3 separate regions of the Homo sapiens genome follow, and all the other regions are linked to region 1. Evidence: chromatin contacts called from ENCODE Hi-C or POLR2A ChIA-PET data. All regions are on one chromosome and are shown on one strand. Each heading gives the region's core, a stretch centred on a gene start or an enhancer-like site at or near the end of the contact. The rest is flanking DNA. Distances are from core to core; before and after follow the strand shown.

Region 1 (4,613 bases), core at 1,318-3,817:
AAGATTCATAACCGTACACCAAAAAAGGCTTATTTTACTGTATGTAAATTAACATTAACTTTTACATTCTAATGAATAAAAAGCAATAAACTTCTGTGCAATAAGCCAATGGTTTTCAAGTCAGCAGTTTAATAGGATAAAAATATACTGGGGATCACAGAACTACTTCAAGCCCCTCATGTTAGACAGAGAGATTTGTTCAGGGGTCCATTGTTAGATAATGGTAAGGTGAAGTACAGACCTAGAATTCTCATCTGTTTACTTCAAATCCAGGACTCTTTTCCACTCCGCCATTCTCATTCTTCCAGAGTTCTGAAGACCACAGTTTCCACAAAGTGCATATGCAAGTGGATTATGGCTGGACATAAAATTCCAAATGTTCAAGCGTACATGATTTCAGTGCACACACAGGTGGCTAGTGTCCTTTCCAACCTTTGTCAAAGTACCAACTCACTTTGTGAGGCAAAATGAGTAATGGAGTCAAAGTCTAAGTAGAAACAAGCAGTAGATTGTAGATATGTATAGAGATCAATTATAAATACTTCAGAGTTCCAAAATGGGGACATTTGATTCATTGTGAATTGACTGGAAAAAAAAAATACCGTGAGAAACCAAAGTAAGACTGCAAACAATCTTTACTAAAATTACCTTCACCTTATTAAAAAAAGGAAAAAATATCTTGCATAGCAGGCTATTGACAAATATACTTTGCTAAAAATAGTTGTCTACCACATGCATGATGCAGAACCATGAAATAAAGCAAAATAATCACTTTATTTTTTCCAATATGCAAGAAAAAATGCATACCTCCCTTATACAAGAACTACAGGGCCAAATAGTGAGAATTTAAAACTTTTCGGGAAAGGGGTGGGGGGTGATGCAAAACGACTTATCTACAATTGATAGGAAAAACATAGATAAGTCTATTCTTTTCGCCGTCTTACCCAGCGAACTGTATCTGCAGTAGTCCAGGGAAAGCAACCACCAGGTTTCAATAACAACAAAAGTCAATTAACTATGTACTCAAATTTCACCTAGGTCATTGGTCTGACATCAAGTCTTAAACCGAGAACGTCAATGTTAACTACTCACGCATTAACATAAAGTCTCATTTCCAACAGGCACTGTTCCTACTTTAAGTTTACCACCTAAGGAGATTTAAACTTGCAAAAAGCTTAGGGGGATCCTTTATACGCTGTGATTCCCCATTATGCTGGTACCACGTGACAGTTAAACCAAATCCACAGAGCTAATCAGTAAACTAAGAAAAGAAAATCAAAATGCTGAAAATAGAAAATCGTGGCCAAATAAAATAAAAACCCATAGGATAAAAGGTACGCTGAAATGAAAACCTGTGAGAATTCACTTTGCATACGCACAATACTCATGTATTAGAAGAAGGCCCTTCATAAAAATAGCCAAGACTCTCAAACATTTGAGATGCTGGCTTAGTGAGATTGACTGACAGACAACAGCTGGGGAGATTCTGTATTGATCTTCTAACAACCTGGCGTATTTCGGGAAAATAAGGAGAAAAGAACGCTATAGTGGCAAAAAATAAACTATTAGGATTTCATTTTCAGATATGTGAACGCTGAATGCCCCACCAAATTCCTCTACTCTATTCCTCTTACGTTTTTCAGCCCCGATTCCATAGTAATGGATGTCCTTCCTCCCAAGCAAACAAACAAAAAACCTCGTGGGAGAAAAAACAAAACAAAACAAAACCTCCCTCCAAAAACAGGGGCAGTGATATAAAGAAATTAGTCACCTCTCCACCTATCTCCCTGATCCATTTCGCATTTTAAATCTTACTTTAAAGCTCACAACTCTCCTTTTCTTCCGTAATAGAGGGGCTAAGGCGCCGCCCAATTTCCCAGGCCGCAAAAATATTCCAACCCGCCACAATTCAAGGTTTTCTGCTTTTCTGTATTTGATCCTAACCCTCAATCCGGTACCCCCATTCTCCTCAGACACTAAAGATTTGTTGGCCCAAAACTCAAATACAAGGGTGAATTCCAAAGATTCCGCGATACACCCGCCCCAAGGGGTGGGGAGGGGTCGGAGGAGCGGGCTGAGGAGCTCCCGCCCGGCCCAGTTCGAGGGGCGGGGGAGCGGGTGAGACCACACAATCCCACCGCCTCCTTTCACGACTCCCCCACCTCCCAGAGCTCGGGCCTGCTCCGAAGGAGCTCCCGCCGCCCAGCAGCCACTCAGTTGCTTCCCACCGGCCCGCCAAGAACCGCACTAGCAACCAAGAGGGTTCATAACTAGGAAAATGCAAGAGGTGTCCGACGTGTTGTTTCAAAACATAACGGAGCCCCGGCCCCCGAGACCGTTAAACCGCGGGTGGAGGGGGGAGAAGCAAGGAATCCAGCGGCCTCGAGCTTTGGCCTGGCTGCCTTTCCGACCCCAAACCTCACTCTCTGGGACCACCAACCCTCCCTCAAACGCGCTCCAGCACCCAGAACACTCGACAAAGTGGCAAAACGGTCAGTACCTTGTAGAAAGCCCCGTTAGAGCCGCGAACCTCCACCGTCAGCTCCGCCATGTTGGAACCGCAAAGGCCGCTGGGAAGAGATTCTAGAAACTTTCCAACCAGAGGGGAGGAGGGGGGAGGGGCGAGAAGGAGGCGGGGAAAGGGGAGGGGAAAACAGGGCTGGGATTGGGATCCCCCGCCCTTCACCCCTGGGGTCTCAACGTGCCGCCCCGACTCTCCAGGTGGGATCCCTGCGCACCCTGCATCACCGGCTTTGGGCTCCGCCTGCCGCCGTCTACGTCGGATTTGCCTCCAGACACAATCGCCCGACCTTTGTTGACCCGCCCCTAGGTCTCCGCCCCACAGTGCCCGCAGTTCGCACCGCGGCGGCCGAGTAGTGCCTCCAGCTGCCACAGAATGAACTGCCCAGGCACAGCCTGCCCGGCGCATCGGCATTCCCCTGAGCTCCGGCATCCTGACCTTAAACTTCTGGAAGTGCTGGCTGCCCTGGAATGGCTTTCTCACCCACTTTTTGGGCTCCAGTTGCCCTGGGGAAGAGGGATGCCTACAAAATAGACATACTGTTGTGCCCCAAGTTATTTCGCCCCGCTCTTTTTTTAAAAAAAGTTGGGCCTTCTCTTCACTCAAATTCCACAGTTCCACACCCCCTCAAACAATTTGGCCTAGCCCTCTCCCCACCTGTTACCACTTTAGCTCTTTAAAAGTCAAACTGAGTATTTTCAGGGCAAGTAATTGTGTTCACACCCTAGAACAGAGTTTAGGTGAATTCGCCTTATTAAAAGTAGTCAGACAAACTTAATAGAGCAGGAGACCACGTTTTCCTCTGTTAAATGCATGCAAATTTCCGCAAATAGGATCAAAGCAGAACCATCTCCAGTTTTGTAAGCATAACAAATACTTTGGGTATGGATTTTAACAACTTAATACTGAAGCTCCTTCCCTAAGCAAGGGCTTTGGAAAATAATACTATAAGTGCTCCTTGTTATACTTACATTATTACCGTTTTCGCAGAAAAACTTAAGAAAGGATACTTTGCTAACATTCTATACTTCCCATGAAACGCCCACTGACCCAGTTTTTCAGATTCTAAAAAAATAAAATGTACACAACATTTTATGAGCACGTCTGCATCTCTGAAGATTCTGGGAAAAAATGAGGGCTGTGAAAGTGCTCACTGTTGTTATGTACAGGATATTCTATTTATTTATTTATTTAGAGACAGGGTCTCACTCTGTTACCCAAGATGGAGTGCAGTGGCGTGATTACGTGGCAGCCTGGACTTCCCAGGCTCAGGTGATGCTGCCACCTCAGCCTCCCGAGTAGCTAGGACTACAATATTTATTTTATTTTATTTTATTTTATTTATTATTATTTTTTTAGACAATCTCGCTCTATCGCCCAGGCTGGAGTGCAGTGATGAGATCTCAGCTCACTGCAACCTCCGCCTGCTGGTTCAAGTGATTCTCCTGCCTCAGCCTCCGGAGTAGTTGGGATTACAGGCGCGCACCACCACACCCAGATAATCTTTTTGTGTTTTTAGTAGAGATGGGGTTTCACCATGTTGGCCAGGCTGGTCTGGAACTCCTGACCTCATGATCTGCCTGCCTCGGGATTGCAGGCATGAGCCACCGTGCCCAGCCTATGTATTCACTCCCGGCCTATTTTTTTTTTTTTTTTTAAGACAGGATCTCTATCGCCAAGGCTGAAGTGCAGTGGCACAATCATAGCTCACTGTAACCTTGAACTCTTGGCCATCCCACACTGGGCTGGGATGTTCTTTTTAAAGTGTTGATCATCATGAGAAAAATGTAAACAACTAAATGCCCATCAATGAGTAATAGCCACCATTTATTAAGGGCACCTTATGCTAACACTCTATATTGTATCTCATTGTGATCCTTCAGAATTATAATGTCCCATTTGCTTTCTTAAAAAGTTTTCTTTAGATATAATTCTCCCATTTATAATGTACAATTCAGTAGTTTTTAGTATATTCACAGATTTGTGCAACCATCACCACAGTCAATTTTAGAACATTTTCATCACTGCAAAAATAACCCCATACCTGTTAGCGTTCACTCTAGATTTAACCCCAGCTCCCCAGGCCCTAGGA
Region 2 (4,613 bases), core at 1,215-3,714, 4.7 Mb before region 1:
CCTTATATACATTAAGCATCAGTTTAGGCACTTTACACCACGTTCTCAAATGATCCTTATATCAACCCAACGGAAAGATAGGAGAGAAAAATAAGGCAAAACCATGTATCTCTGGAACACACGATGCAATTTAGCCAACAACCAATCTCATCAATAACCTGCATTCTCAGACTAATGTATTAGACATCTTGTTCTCTCAAGCTCCCACAAATGAACACTTCTTCCACTTTTCTTGATATTGAGGCTTAATTTAAAAAATGAAATTAACGGCCGGGCCCGGTGGCTCACGTCTGTAGTCCCAGCATTTTGGGAGGCCGAGGCGGGTGGATCACGAGGTCAGGAGATCCAGACCATCCTGGCTAACACGGTGAAACCCCGTCTCTACTAAAAAATACAAAAAATTAGTCGGGCGAGGGCCGGGCGCGGTGGCTCACGCCTGTAATCCCAGCACTCTGGGAGACCGAGACGGGCGGATCCTGAGGTCAGGAGATCGAGACCACGGTGAAACCCCGTCTCTACTAAAAATACAAAAAATTAGCTGGGCGTGGTGGCGGGCGCCTGTAGTCCCAGCTACTCGGGAGGCTGAGGCAGGAGAAAGGCGTGAACCTGGAAGGCGGAGGTTGCAGTGAGCCGAGATCGCGCCATTGCACTCCAGCCTGGGCGACAGAGCGAGACTCCGCCTCAAAAAAAAAAAAAAAAAAAAAAAAATTAGCCGGTAGTGGCCGGGCGCTGTGGCTCAGGCCTGTAATCCCAGCACTTTGGGAGGCTGAGGCGGGTGGATCACGAGGTCAGGAGTTCAAGACTAGCCTGGCCAAGATGGTGAAACCCCGTCTCTACTAAAAAAAATACAAAAAATATAAGCCGGGTGCAGTGGCAGGCGCCTGTAATCCCAGCTATTCCGGAGGCTGAGGCAGAAGAATCGCCTGAACCCAGTGGGCAGAGGTTGCAGTGAGCTGAGATCGTGCCACCGCACTTCAGCCTGGGCAACAAAATGAGACTCTGTCTCAAAAAAAAAAAAAAAAAAAATAGCCGGGCATGGTGGCGGGCGCCTGTAGTCCCAGCTACTGGGGAGGCTGAGGCAGGAGAATGGCGTGACTCCCGGAGGCAGAGCTTGCAGTGAGCCGAGATTGCGCCACTGCACTCCAGCCTGGGGGACAGAGCGAGACTCCTTCTCAAAAAAAAAAAAAATTAACACTTGATCACTAAAGTTGAAGAGGGGGCATAGAATTTGTATAGTATTTTATTTTCCAGATTTTTAGGTAAGGAGGTCGATACAATAAAATGGGACACTCCAAAGAGTAGATGCTAAATAAGAATAGCTTTTGGGGCTGAGTGCAGTGGCTCATGCCTGCAGTCCCAGCACTTCCAAAGGCTGGGGTGGGCGGATCACTTGAGGTCAGGAGTTCAAGGCCAGCCTAGCCAATATAGTGAAACCCCATCTCTACTAAAAACACAAAAATTAGCCAGGCGTGGTGGTGCACACCTGCAATCCCAGCTACTTGGGAGGCTGAGGCAGGGGAATCGCTTGAACCCAGGAGGCGGAGGTTGCGGTAAGCCGAGATCGCACCACTGCACTCCAGCCTGGGCGACAGAGCAAGACTCCGTCTCAACCAAAAGAAAAAGAAAAAAAGAAAAGAATAGCTTTGCGTTTCCCCCAAATTTTAACCGAATTTAAGAGTACAGACTAGTGATTGTTTTAAAGGAGTGAGGCACCTAAGCCTTTTTACTCATTCACTAATTCTAAAGCACAAAACCCTTCTGGCCCCAAACACACAGACTGTTTGACAGCTGTTTTGGAACAAAACAGGTGCTGTTTCTTGCTGCAAGGACAGTACTTGCAGTCAAAACGGCTTTGGGCAAGCTATGAATCTCACTTCAACTGCACTTAATGTCTGCAGATGACACTTGCGAGGGTGCTTTGTAAACAGTGAGCCACAACAAAGACAGTATTCCTTCAATGTTAGTGTTCAGCCTAAGAGCGGCAAAGCCCCATTTGTTATCAGCAACCAGCTTGGCCTCTGACAAGAATGTCAAAGACCCTGCCATCACCGGCCGCTACGAAGACGACCAGCTCCTCCTTCATCAGGAGCTGCCTCCCTACAGCCTGGCGGGAGCGACTACGTCACTAGGATCCCGGCGACCTGTTTCGGGTGAGCCTGGCTGAATCAAAGCTATCACGGCCGAGGAGCCCGCTGTGGGGGAGGGGGTAAGGCCAGGCTGGCGCTCAGCCCCCTCTCGTCTCACCTGTCTGAGCGCCGCCTCTTCAGGAGGGCCCGGGCAGGGGGCACCGACCGGTCGCAGAAACGGAAAATGGTGCCGAGAATCCTAACCAGCCATCTGTACATACCAGGCCCAAGCAGCAGCGGCGGCCGACACACCCCGAGACGCAAACCCCAGAGCTGTCGCCGCCGCTGCCGCCTTCGCCGTCTTAACCACCACCGCCAGAGTTCGGTCGCTGATTTGTGACGCGATTCAAGAGCCCACAGATACAGCGTCCCCAGGGCTACCAGAGGCCCCCGCCCGCCACCACTCCTGACGTCACCTCCTCCCGCCCGACCGGAAAGCTCCATTCTCAATCTGCGCACGCGCAACCTAGCACCGCTCCCTATTTCCGAGCCCAGCAACAAGAGTAATTGTGGGACGGTCCCGGCCCAATCGCTGACGAGATCGGAAGGGCTGTCGGCAGGGTTTTCTCTTCGGCGGAGCCAATCCGGAGCCGGCCCGTGGGACAAGGCCCACAGGCCACATGTGAGGCTGCTCCACTCCGGAGGAGGCGTTCCGGGGTCCCAGAGGACATTAGGTGCTCAGTGTTTGCTGAATGCACATGTAAAGGTAGATCAGGTTAATTAACACACGTTTACCGTTTTAGGCGCCCTTTATTTTGCACTTACCTTTTGCCTCGTACTTTTCACGCATTGTCACCTTAATATGCCCAGCAATGGCGTGTGACAGAGAGTCTTAAGCCAGTTTTATAAGTCAAGGAAATTGAGGCATAGAGCGATTAAGTTATTTGTCTAAGATCACAAAACTAGCTAGAGACGTGGCTGGAACTTGAACCCGGGGTCTGAGTACCAGCGCCAGTCCCTCGCCCTTGAGGTCAGTCTACTTGGAGACATGTACATAGATAATTACAAATTACAATACACCGTAAGTGGTTGCTGTGATAAAGGTATGTGCAGAGTGCAGTGGGAGCCAGAGAAAGGAAAACCACACACTGAGGGAGAGAAGGAAAGGGCAGATGTCCTCAAGAAAGGCTTCACAGAAATTTAAGGATGAAACCTGCGGCCCACTAATGTCTCCTACCCTGGGCTAGTAAGTAATGAGTCTCGTTACTCTCCCTCTATAATTCCAATGTCACACTTCTAGTTAATTGTCAACTATAGGCCGGGCGCGGTGGCTCCTGCCTTTAATCCCAGCACTTTGGGAGGCTGAGGTGGGCAGATAGCTTGAGCCCAGGAGTTTGAGACCAGTCTGTGCAACATAGTAAAACCCCATCTTTACAAAAAATACAAAAATTAGCCGGGTGTGGTGGCACGCACCTGTAGTCCCAACTACTTGGTAGGCTGAGGTGAGACGATCACTTGAGCCCAGGAGGTTGAGACTGCAGTGAGTCGTGATCACGCCACTGCACTCCAGCCAGGGTGACAGAGTGGGACCCTGACGCACCCCATCAAAAAATTATCAACTGTAAAACAAATCCCACCCTATTTAGTGATAGAAAATCCAGTCCCCTCTTCCAAACAATCCTAAGAATCCTCAAAGGTTTTCATGCCCCACAAATCCATTCCTGATTAACTTGTTTCCTACTTGTGATTCAGTTAAGGCCAGAGTTTTACACTTGCTTGAACTTCAACGCTGGCACTCCCCAGTACAGCCTCTTCCTTTCCTCAATAGACAGCATTCCAGGCCGGGTGTGGTGGCACACGCCTGTAATCCCAGCATTTTGGGATGCCAAGGCAGGCGGATCACTTGAGGACAGGAGTTCAAGACCAGCCTGGCCAACATGGTGAGACAACCCCATCTCTACTAAAAAAAAAAATACAAAAATTAGCCAGGCATGGTAGTACACTCCTGTAATCCCAGCTACTTGGAAGGCTGAGGCAGGAGAATCGCTTGAACCTGGGAGGTGGAGGTTGCAGTAAGCGGAGATTGCACCACTGCACTCCAGCCTAGGCAACAGAGCAAGACTCTGTCTCAAAAAATAAATAAATAAAATAAATACATGTGTGTGTGTATGTGTGTGTGTGTGTGTGTATGTGTGTATATATATATATATATATATATATATATATATATATATATATATGTAGCATTCCAGAATTGTGCTGCAAGCCACCCCCTAGAGCTTCAGAATCACCAGCCACACACCTGAAGCTACCACCACTCTGGCCTCGGGGGCTGGGGTCATATCCTAGAGGATGGAAGCAAATCCTAAGTGTGGACACACCCGCCTCCCTTATTCCCCTAAGCATAGCAAACACCAACCAGGCTGTTGCTGAAAGTTTGGGGCATTACAAAGCTGAGAAGACTTAGAAGTGGCTATTAGATTATGTAGCATCTATAGTCCCTGGCCTATTGTCTCGCAAAGGAATTCCCTTCACCTCAAGGCCATC
Region 3 (4,613 bases), core at 900-3,399, 4.6 Mb before region 1:
TTGCCAGGCAGAGAAGATTGACAGATGGCTAGAAGAGTGGTGTGATGGGGCATGAACTAACATGGTGTGTTCAGCTGGAATGGAGGGCTGACACCATTTTCCCCCATTTTCTTAAGTGGAAATTTGACACATACACAAGAATAGAAAAAAAAATAGTTTAACACCCAAATAGTATAAAACACCCAGGTGATCACCCAGCTTCAACAACTATCAGCTCATGGACAATCTTGTTCTACCTACATGCTTACTCACTAAACCCCCATACCATTATTTTGACACAAATCTCAGACATTGAATAATTTCATTTGTAAATAATTTTTGGTTCTACATGCTATAACAATTCTGTGAAAAAAATTTTAAATAAATAAATACTTTGGTATCTTAAAAAGTTAAAGTATATCCTCTTTTTGTCCTTAAAAAGGAGTGATACATAGCATACTCTAACACTGCAACTTGTTTGTTTTATTTGTATCTTAGCCATCTATCTGGTGACCACACTGTATCAGGATATGTAGAATTGCTTTCCTCTTTTAGGAGGCTACCTAGTATTCCATTTGTGAATAGTTAACCTAGCCAGTCACCAGCTGATGGGCATTTAGGTTGTTCCCAATCTCCTAACATAAAAACAAAGCTGAGAGAATACCCTTAAATATACATCTTTGCTACCTATGGGGATTCTTGGATGTGGAATTAAATTCCAGTACATTCTTGGATGTAGGTTACATTCTTGGACGTAGAATTGCTGAGATCTTGTGCACATGGATTCTGAAAGGTGCTCCCTATTTGGCCCAACAGGTGCTTTAAATGATAGGACAAGGATGCTTTCTCTCTGTTGTCCAGGCTTTTGACACTTTGGAGTTCTCTTTCTGTCCCTTCCTTCGTTTACTCAGTGACATATCATACCAATCCAACTACCCCCAGCCTCCTCCCTCCATGTCCACTGCTGTGGTCCTGGGTCAGGCCTGAGTGCTTTCTTTCTTTCTTTTTTGAGACAAAATTTCGCTCTTGTCGCCAAGGCTGGAGTGCAGTGGTGCAATGTCGGGAAAGTAACTGCAACCTCTGCCTTCCAGGTTCAAGCGATTCTCGTGCCTCAGCCTCCCGAGTAGCTGGGATTACAGGCACATGCCATCATGCTCGGCTAATTATTGTATTTTTAGTACAGACGGGGTTTCACCATGTTGGACAGGCTGGTCTCGAACTCCTGACATCAAGTGATCCGCCCGCCTGGGCCTCCCAAAATCCTCGGATTACAGGCGTGAGCCACCATGCCCAGCCAGGCCGGCGTACTTTCTTATCAGGACAGTTGTGGCTATCAAGTCAGCACGTATTCTAATCATCTGCCAAAGCGAACATCCTAAAACAGGAACGAAATCATTCTCTTACTTAAACACCTCTGTTGGTGTCTCATCTACATTATTAAAAATCTAACTCCTTAGCCTGCCTTCAGTGCACTCTTGTTTGTCCCCAGATTCTCACTTATTTCTCATATACCTTAGGCTTCACTGAAACTGGATTCTGGTGCCTTACCTGGGACCGTGTTCACCCATTCCCTTCTTTTTCTGCTTGAAGAAAAGTGTTGCTCATCCTTGAAGGTAAACTTAAACTCCATGTCCTCCATAAAGCCACACAGTGTTAAGGGCCACTGGTTTTGGACTCAGGTTGACTTGGATTCTTATACTGTCTCTCTTTTGGGGGGATGTCATTTAATTCTTCTGAAACTCAGAGTTTTCATCTGTTAGAGAAAGACAAAAATACCTACCTTGGAGGATGATTGTGAGGCTCAGGGATGCGGGAATATAGTAGGAGCTGAATTAAAAGCAATTCTGATTATTTCCGTGGTCACTATTGCCGCCCCACCGCACTTGATTGCAGCCCCTGGTGCTACACCAGCTACATTTGCTTTATGTGACAGCAGGTTGTGGACAAGACTGCCTTGATCTCTAGACTGCAAGCTCGCTGTGGGCCGGGCTCACGATTCACCCCCGGATCTCCCAGCCCTGGCACCAAGCCGGCACTGGGGGCGCGCCATGCCTGCAGAATAAGTGGGGAAAGCGACAGGGATAAACGTAGAAAAACAAGCACAGACAGACGGAGAGAGGGCAGACTGGGAGGCAGGTTTTTCCCGGAGTCTCCACCGAAGGACAGAGAGGGCGGAGTCAGAATCGGGGGCGGGGGCCTGGCTCAGGAGGTGGGGCCTGGTTCGGAGGCGGGTCTCGGCGCGGACCCCTCCCTGGTCCGTCAGTGAACGTGCTCCGCGGGCTCAGTCCGCCCGCCGCTGCGTCCCGGAGTGCAAGTGAGCTTCTCGGCTGCCCCGCGGGCCGGGGTGCGGAGCCGACATGCGCCCGCTTCTCGGCCTCCTTCTGGTCTTCGCCGGCTGCACCTTCGCCTTGTACTTGCTGTCGACGCGACTGCCCCGCGGGCGGAGACTGGGCTCCACCGAGGAGGCTGGAGGCAGGTGCGTGGCGGGAATCCGGGTTCGGGTCAGAGGAAGGGAGCCGGGTCCGAGGACCGGGGCTGGGAATCGGAGATTCGGAGATTCGGGTTCCGGTATCGGAGGCGTTGGGAATTGAGGTTCACTTATCGGACTGGAATCCGGGTCTGGTATCCGGGCCCGCGTCCGCACGGTCTCGGACAGAAGGGTGGATGGGAGCCCGGCTCCGGGCCTGACTGGGACCTGTGTGGTGCTGGCTGCAGGGTGTGCAGGGCGTCACGCCGCGGTGCCTTTGGTTGGGTGGATTTGCCGAGGGAGACGCGGCGCTGAGCCTGCCCGCGCCGTTGCTTTCCCAGTCCCAGCCCTGGGCCCCATTTCCAGCCCACCTTCGCCCCCGTGCGGGCCCCCAGCCTCTTCAAGTCCACTTTCAACTGTCTCTCCTCCTCCCCACCCCACTTACGTCAGGTCTGCCCTTGAGACTTTAGACATTAGATCTTCAGGAGAAATATTGCATAGACAACTTTAAATTATTCACGAATTAATTATCGACTCTGCCCGTCTTCCTGGTTGTCTCTACTTTTACCTTTTTTTTTTTTTTTTCTGAGACGGAGTCTTGCTCTGTCACCCAGGCTGGAGTGCAGTGGCGCGATCTCGGCTCACTTTAACCTCCTCCTCCCGGGTTCAAGCGATTCACCTGCCTCAGTTTCCCAAGTAATTGGGACTACAGGCGCGCGCCACCACGGCCGGCTAATTTTTGTATTTTTAGTAGGGACGCGGGGGGGGGGTCTCATTATGTTGGCCAGGCTGGTCTCGAACTCCTGACCTCAGGTAATCCGCCTGCCTCAGCCTCCCAAAGTGTTGGGATTACAGGCGTGAGCCATCGCGCCTGGCCTCCTTTTCCCCTTCTAATGAACGACTGGTCGAGGCAGGAGGCAGAGCAATACTTACCTGGCCGGTTTTTGTGAGTGCTGCATACTCTTTATAAAGTGCATGGAAGTGTGCCTAGTACAGCATTGCGTGGTTAAGGGAATTACTGATATTTGACTATTAAGGCAGCTGTTTTCAGTTACTGTATTCTTTTGCTGTAGCTAAGAAGGCTCTGCTGTGGGTGTCGGACATACCGAGAGAAACTCTCGTGAGAAGTAGGAGGGTTTGCTCATGATTAATCAGTGATGGATTCAAGGACTGTTCAGATGGCAGAGGCAAGATAGCCTTGCTACTATAACCCTTGGGCAGGATTCAAAGTGCATTGAGGACCAGATTAAGAGCAGAGTTAAATAGTAGGCTCTTTGAAAGGGTTCGATTCAAGCCTGACATATTATCAAAAAAGTTACATTTATCCTATGGGATAGATATACTTTCCTGAAGAATCTCTAATTGGCTTTATAGTGAATGCTAAAAAGTCGTTTTACTTGGCACCTCAGGAACAGTTTGAAGTCTGAATTGTTCTTGGTTTGTGGGGGAGGCAGTGTCCTTGAAAGGAAGGCAATTTGAGACATTTAGAACTTGCCTGGAAATGAATCCATTTGCCTCTTAAGAACAGATTCTAAAATCCCAGAGCTAAAGGGGAACTTAATGACTGTTTAGCACCAACCTCTCACTTTTTAGATAAGGAAAGAGACTCAGGGACTAGTCCAAGGACGTAAAACAGAAAGTAGCAGGGTTGGGATGCTAACCCAGGTCTCTTGCTTCCAAACTAGGGCTCTCCTGTCTGTCTCCGCAACGTCGTATCAGGTCATCTGTCATTGGGAGTGTATGTGTTCCCAGCAGATCAGATGATGGGCATATTTATAAACCTACTCTGAAAAGAAGACACAGCGAGTGACTTTCATGGGCACTGGACTGATCTGAACTCATGTTTCCATCTGCTTTTCCAAATCCCCAGGTCGCTGTGGTTCCCCTCCGACCTGGCAGAGCTGCGGGAGCTCTCTGAGGTCCTTCGAGAGTACCGGAAGGAGCACCAGGCCTACGTGTTCCTGCTCTTCTGCGGCGCCTACCTCTACAAACAGGGCTTTGCCATCCCCGGCTCCAGCTTCCTGGTCAGTGTCCTGCCCTCCCTCCAACCCTGTTTCCTTATCTGTAAAATTTGGATACTCCCCTGTAACCTCATGGGATTGTTGTGTGGGGATGATTAAAAGTGACAGTGGGTGTATCGGGGCTGGCACACAGTGGCCCTCAGCAC

The links. Hi-C counts contacts between places; a loop is a spot of excess contacts on that map. ChIA-PET counts read pairs that join two places held with the same protein, here RNA polymerase II (POLR2A). Pooled maps may share reads with other maps.
Region 2: a map of ascending aorta shows a loop between it and region 1 (6-fold over the local background). The contact joins the promoter of SENP2 here to the promoter of FXR1 in region 1. A Hi-C loop is called at or near these places in 2 of 168 maps with a recorded cell type or tissue (ascending aorta and naive thymus-derived CD4-positive, alpha-beta T cell) and 9 of 50 pooled maps. POLR2A ChIA-PET finds 5 or more read pairs at or near these places in 1 of 52 experiments (naive thymus-derived CD4-positive, alpha-beta T cell).
Region 3: a loop to region 1 is called in a map of CD4-positive, alpha-beta T cell, with 8 times the contacts of the local background. The contact joins the promoter of TMEM41A-DT here to the promoter of FXR1 in region 1. A Hi-C loop is called at or near these places in 2 of 168 maps with a recorded cell type or tissue (CD4-positive, alpha-beta T cell and naive thymus-derived CD4-positive, alpha-beta T cell) and 5 of 50 pooled maps.

The regions. Positions count from the first base shown.
Region 1 is chr3:180,910,624-180,915,236 of GRCh38, reverse strand. It overlaps FXR1 (FMR1 autosomal homolog 1), which reads right to left and starts at 2,567. Exons shown (of 17, transcript NM_005087.4): 1 at 2,501-2,567. The coding sequence starts at 2,551. RefSeq lists enhancers at 2,296-2,385, 2,956-3,105, 2,921-3,576 and silencers at 2,536-2,635, 2,642-2,936.
Region 2 is chr3:185,584,146-185,588,758 of GRCh38, reverse strand. It overlaps SENP2 (SUMO specific peptidase 2), which reads right to left and starts at 2,464. Exons shown (of 17, transcript NM_021627.3): 1 at 2,245-2,464. The coding sequence starts at 2,345. RefSeq lists enhancers at 2,385-2,784, 2,825-2,874, 2,368-2,986, 2,987-3,605, 3,606-4,225.
Region 3 is chr3:185,496,685-185,501,297 of GRCh38, reverse strand. TMEM41A-DT (TMEM41A divergent transcript) reads right to left here and starts at 2,149. Exons shown (of 3, transcript XR_924792.3): 1 at 1,528-2,149. It overlaps TMEM41A (transmembrane protein 41A), which reads left to right and starts at 2,263. Exons shown (of 5, transcript NM_080652.4): 1 at 2,263-2,455; 2 at 4,317-4,470. The coding sequence starts at 2,337. RefSeq lists a silencer at 2,142-2,281.